2 separate regions of the Mus musculus genome follow, and region 2 is linked to region 1. Evidence: chromatin loops called from intact Hi-C (ENCODE). Cell type or tissue: heart. All regions are shown on one strand. Each heading gives the region's core, and the rest is flanking DNA. Links, peaks and the distances in the headings are about the cores only.

Region 1 (2,904 bases), core at 245-2,744:
ACCTTTCCCTATTGACTGCCCAGAGGAAAGACATGAAGGCTGTCACTTCACAGGCTCCTGGGGGTGCTGACAGAGCACCTGAATTCAGGAGAAAGTCAGTCTCACAGAATGAGTCATGGGGTTCTCCTGCAGGAGCTAACAAGCCAAGAGCCACTTCTTGCCAGTCAGTCCTGAGCTGTCAGGGGCGGAGGGTGGAGGGCATCAGTCAGCTGAGATTTGCTAGGAGCAAGAGTCTGAGCTGCAAGTACAGAGCAGGAAACCCCTGCGAGGCAAGTTCACAGGACACCTAAGCAGAACTTCCAGGCGAGATTGGTTACTGAGCTGTGTGCCCCTTGCAGGCTGAGTTAGGAGGGAAACCCTGCCTGGATTGGCAGCATCCTATACACTCTCTCTGCTGAAACCCCAGAGAATGTCTGAAAAGTTTAAAGAGCTTTGAGGAGAAAGAAAGATGAGGCAAAGATACTGCCACGGACAGTGGTGTCCAAGTTATACTTTGACAGTGGGACATGAACTGGGCATGCTCACTCAGTGAGTCCATCAGAGCACCCACCGTTTCTCCATGGAACACTAGGGGAAGGGGCCAGGATAGCCAGAAATGAGTTCCAGAGTAGTTTCCAGTACTGAGGTGGTGGAAAATGAATGAAGTGGGGGGGAAGGGGAACAAGGAGAAACAGAAGAGAAAGGGAGAAAAAAGAAGGCAGGGAAAAAAAAGAAGAGGAAAGAAAAGTTGCCAGAGGAGAGAGAGAGAGAGAGAGAGAGAGAGGAGACTATTACTAAGGGGAAGTTACAGTTGCATGGGATGAACTGAAAACCAGCATGCTCACATTAAAATCTATAACCCACAAAAAGAGTCCTAGAGGAAGCAGGTGTCTCTCTCCAAGAACACACTTACATTCAGTTTTTTAAAGTCTTAGAATTTCCTTCCAACCTTCCAAGGTCGACCTAACTATTTTGCTGGCATTTGTTTTAAAACAGAAAACAGCAAACCGCCCACTACCCACCCACTGCAAAAGCGGAGGATTAGTTTAGGAGCAGGGGTAGTTTAGGAGCAGGGGTACCGGCTTCTGAATTCCCAGTCCTGTTAGCAGCTAGCTTCCTTCCCCACCAAACCCTGAGTTGAGAGGGCTATAATTACTCTGAACAAATGCATACTTGTGGCTTCAAGAGAGCCTGCAGTAATACATAAACAGCATCTCCTTTTAAACGGAAAGCAAGCGAGAAACATCAGAGGGAAAGGGTTACAAGATCTTTGCTTTGTTTGTTTTGTTTTGTTTTGCTTGTTTGTTTTTGTTAAATCCCAGGAGTCTTACTTGGAGTGAGTTCTTTCCTTTGGTGAATGGAAATCACAAGGTCCCGGAGCCAGGAACTGCAAAGCTCCCACAGTTTCTCTCCAGCGCTGTGCTCCTGCCGATCCTGGTTACTTGCGAAGCATTCAAAAACACACTTGGAAGAAGGAGTCTGGGTTTTCTTGAAGATCTGCCACACGGAGCCAGCGGTCCAGCCTGGGATCCAGGGCGAGTTTGCAGAGACCTGGAAGCCGCGGGCTGCGGCTCTGTGGTTGCTGCGAGCTTGTAAATACAGGCGCTGTGGACAAAGTCCCAGATGACATCACTGGGAGCTGCTTACTGTTGAGTCTTTATTAACTGACTGTCAAAAAGAAAGGAGGGGGTGGGGAGGCAAAAGGATCTCTTCTGCAATGAATCTGTCGTCTGGGAACGGATTCCAGTGATGCGTGCATGGAGTGACCCCCATGGAGTCAAGTTGGCCCAGCGTGGCTTTTCTCTGCTCTGAAAAAGTGAGAGGATCCTCTCTCCAGCGGATGACACTGAATAGGCTGCAGAAACAGGCGCTTGGGGACAGTTTGAGGCACTAGGCAAGGCGGCCACCTGCTCCACCTCTGCGGCCGCTGGTTGATTCACAAGTACGCGGGGATTAGCCACATCTAGAGTTTCTTTGCAACTCTTACCTTGAGCTCCGTACCTGGTTTCAGGCAGAGTGTCTTGATTTGCAACTTTCTATGATAAACTCTGAGACGAAAGTTTCCCAACTTGGAATTTTAAAAGGAAGGGCCCTCAGAAATCTGAAGGCAAAATTCTGTATGCGTTTGCAAAAACAAAACAAAAACAAAAACAAAACCCCCAAAAACGCAATTTGTTTTTGTTTCCTGGGCAGAATGCTGGAAGGGTTTCTGTGATTATCGATCTTGTAATGGGAAGTGAATGCGTATTTTCACTATCATAAATAAAATACAGTTTTAAAAGCTAAATATAACACAATTAAAGCTCAACATTTAAATGAAATTTAAAAGTAATATAAAGAAAATAAAGTTTAAAGGTCAAATAAAACAAAAAGTAAAGTGGGTCAGCAAGGTAGCTCAGCACGGGAGGAAGGGCACTTGCCCCTCAAGCCTGGCGACTTCTGACTCTACAAAATTGTCCTCTGAGGGTGGTGACATGTTCACTCCTGCACGTGAGTGCATGCACACATGTGCCTGCATGCAAGCACACTCACACACACACACACACACACACACACACAACTTTATGCAGTAAGATAGAAATAAAATGAAGTTGAATAGTGGTCACATGTCACAACAAACCTGTAAATTCCACTCCCTTTCAACCATCAAAATAAAAGTGAGGCTTCCCTGCCCTGTGTTTCCCCCTCCCGTCTACCTCTTCCCTCAGCTGGTTCTTAGGACTTTTGTAGTTGCTTTATGCCACCCCCAGCCTCCACCTAGAGATAGAGTCCCTTCCATGAAGCCTGAGTGCCCAGCCTCCCTCCCTCCCTCCCTTGGCCTGTTGCAATGAGGCTTGCTATTTATATGTATTGGATGCTTTTAATACACTGACTTGTATTTTTAGGGTTTTTTTTTCCATCTGCATGCGTGTCTCCCCAGCCCAC
Region 2 (2,904 bases), core at 144-2,643, 250 kb before region 1:
AACAGGGCACATACTCCAATTCAGCTGGGGCGGAGCCTGCACTGGGGTGGGGGCACGTGAAGGAGTGAGAAAAAGGCCCCAAGTCTGACATACCAGGTCTGGGACCTGGGGGCTTATGAACAAGAGGACAGGAAACAGTTCCATCTGAAGTCCCTCACAGGATTCTGGGGCCAGGTTTTTTGGGGTGGTCCAGGATGCTGACCTTAAAGTCCTGTTCTATACTAGGACACAGACTTTCAAGGAGAGGAAACCATCAATGCATTATCTTAGGAGGAAGGAGGGCCGAATCCAGAAAGATAATCGACTGAAGGAGCACAGTGATGCCCAGTGCCAGAATCAGTGGGCTCCCCACAAGCTTCAAATGTTTTACTATCTGATCACTATAATGGAGAATAAGCAACACTGAAGTGTGAGACCATGGATGTTTTGGGAGACCATGCTACTTAAGAGCCACATCCTCCTCTTCCCTTACCATTAAAAAAAAAAAAAAAAAAAGTCATCTATAGGAAGCGAGCCTGTGTGCACAAGAACATTGAGCACGTGTGTGTGTGTTTCCATGAGCGCTTCCAGCACAAAGCGAGGTCCCACAGGTGGAAAGGGGTGTGCGTGATGCTTGGCTTGAGCAGCTTCGGAATATAGTGAATGCTAAATCCCTGTATTTTCTGCCTCGATTGTCCTGGCGCTGAGTTTCTGAGCAAAAAGGATTCAACCCAGTGCCACCTCCCAGACATTCTACCACACCCCTGTGGCTTTGGGATTCTATAAGGAATTCAAGGAGGGCAACAGTGTCATCAGCGACAGGGGGCAGAGGTGGACCAAAAAGAATGAAACGCTTAAAAGCAACCAGATCAGCAGGCACAAGAGGGTTACCCAGGGGATGAAAAATAGGAAATAGCTCTGGGGACAAGCCTGGGAGGGTGCAGGGAGCTGGCGTCCTCTTACCTGGCCTGCGGGAGAGCATTTTGCAGAGGGCCCAGGTCGTAGTGGGGGCTGCCCGCCTTGGAGGGCAGACCCTGCAATGCCGTCACTTGGGGGGCAGCAAGGAGCTGGCCTCGGAGCCCACAGTTGACAAACTTGCCATGTCAAGCCTGTCGGCGCGCGCGCGTGCTCCGCAGCCCGGGCACCTAGGCTTTTGTTGTGTCGCACGCCTCCTGTCCCCAGCTCGCGCCTGCCTCCCGGTGTCCCAGTGCAATCTGGGCCACAGGACCTTTCTCCCCCGCTCCGCCTGGGGACAGCAGTGCCACTTCCCTGGGAATCTCGAGCTAAAAAGATGCCCCCAAGCCGGTGGTAAGGCAGGCGCGGCAGCAGCAGCAGGCGCGCACTCCTATGGGTCCGCTCTGGCCCTTGGGTTCCCACCCCCACCCTCTCCCTCCCTGCCCCGCCCCCCACTCAGAAGCTGCTCAGAATCCACCCTGTCAAATCCAGCCCATCTGCTACTATCACAATCAGTTTCAACCCAATGGTTCCGCCAATCTCTGCCTGGAGTTGGAGTTGGGGACCCTCCTTGGGAGGGGTAAAGAAGGGATGCAGTGGAGAGGGGAGATGGAGACTCTGAATACCCAGAGAGGAGGCTTGAAGCTTTGACTGTCTGCCCCAAAGCAAGGAATGGAAAGGAAAAGTGGATTCCAGGAGAAACCTTGCTTTCACTTCCCAGTTTCCAGTAAAAGAAAGAAAGAAAGAAAGAAAGAAAGAAAGAAAGAAAGAAAGAAAGAAAGAAAGAAAGAAAGAAAGAAAGAAAGAAAGAAAGAAAGAAAGAAAGAAAGGAAGGAAGGAAGGAAGGAAGGAAGGAAGAGGAAGGAAGGAAGGAAGGAAGGAAGGAAGGAAGGAAGGAAGGAAGAAAGAAAGAAGAGAGAGGGAGGGAGAGAGAGTGATCCAACAGGCCCCTAGCTCCCTCCATGCCCCTACCCCTAACCCTGCCTGAGTGGAACAAATTTTGCTAATGAGCTAAACAAACAGGTTCCTTAACCTTATGATGGAGCTGACCCAGAGGCTGCCATAGCTATCCAAAGATTTGTTAACAGGCAAGGAAGAGCTGAAACTGCAGGGGGAAGGGGGAGGGGATACGGGGTTTTCGGAGAGGAAACCAGGAAATGTAAATAAAGAAAATATCTAATAAAAATTAAAAAAAAAAAAAAAAAAGAGCTGGAACTGACAGCCCCGTGTGTGTCTGGAGTCAGAAGTTGTCCCCAAGTCCATTTGGAAACAATGAGTGCACCCGAGGAAGGGCTGGGTGAAACTGGCAAAGACACCCACCTTTTGCCTTCTGCTGGCATTTCTGGAACGAAAGAGAAATCCACTTGTGGCAAGAAAATGTTGGACTCAGTTGAGACTCATTTTTTTTTCTTAAAAGAATTCTCATAAATTCCCATTTTCTCATGAAAACGATCCTTTCCAGGAAATGTTGTTTTATTAGCAAATAACGACTTCTAAGATGAGGATTTCACAAACCTAATAGTTTCTTCTTTGGGAGAAATGAGGTATTCTTTCCAATAATGTCCTTTGATTTATTTCTATAGAATACGTTAGCATAAGTGCATAAATTCGTGCTGGATGATAGACATGTGGATTACCTCAAGAGTTATTTTTTTCTTTTAAGTCTAATAAAAAAATAATAGTATTCCCAGAGACAAATGAAAAAGCCGTGAAGCATGAAAGAATATAAACAGAGGGATTATACCTCATTTTGTATATTTATTTCAAATTCTGGGAAACATTCAATTACCTGGAATGACCACATTTGTTGAAGAAGTAACTTGATAGAGAAGTCACCAGCAGAAAAGTTGAAAAGAAAGAAAAAATTAAGCCATTTATTCATAAAGGTAAAAAACGGCTAAGAAAAAGTAAATATACCTAAATTTGAAAATTAAATCGTGTTTTAAATTATAGTCTAGGTCATTCTCTTGC

What was found. A loop is a pair of places that touch in the nucleus more often than their neighbours do. Peaks named below come from ENCODE experiments on the same cell type or tissue, not always from the same donor. Only the 100,000 strongest peaks of a DNase experiment are listed, where the experiment ranks them.
Region 2: it touches region 1 in a loop (3-fold over the local background); 5 of 42 quality-filtered maps call a loop at or near these places.

What each region holds. Positions count from the first base shown.
Region 1 is chr1:126,736,628-126,739,531 of GRCm38, forward strand. The region is part of intron 1 of Nckap5 (NCK-associated protein 5); the gene reads right to left. Among named protein-coding and RNA genes, the nearest start is that of Nckap5, 93 kb to the right of the region's middle. In heart, for the core only: no CTCF peak of the experiment used is centred there; a DNase peak (open chromatin) is centred at 1,544; H3K4me3 peaks cover 1,238 bases; H3K27ac peaks cover 568 bases.
Region 2 is chr1:126,491,606-126,494,509 of GRCm38, forward strand. All of the region lies in intron 3 of Nckap5 (NCK-associated protein 5), which reads right to left. Among named protein-coding and RNA genes, the nearest start is that of Nckap5, 340 kb to the right of the region's middle. In heart, for the core only: a CTCF peak has its summit at 1,194; a DNase peak (open chromatin) is centred at 1,086; H3K4me3 peaks cover 1,010 bases; H3K27ac peaks cover 749 bases; H3K27me3 peaks cover 151 bases.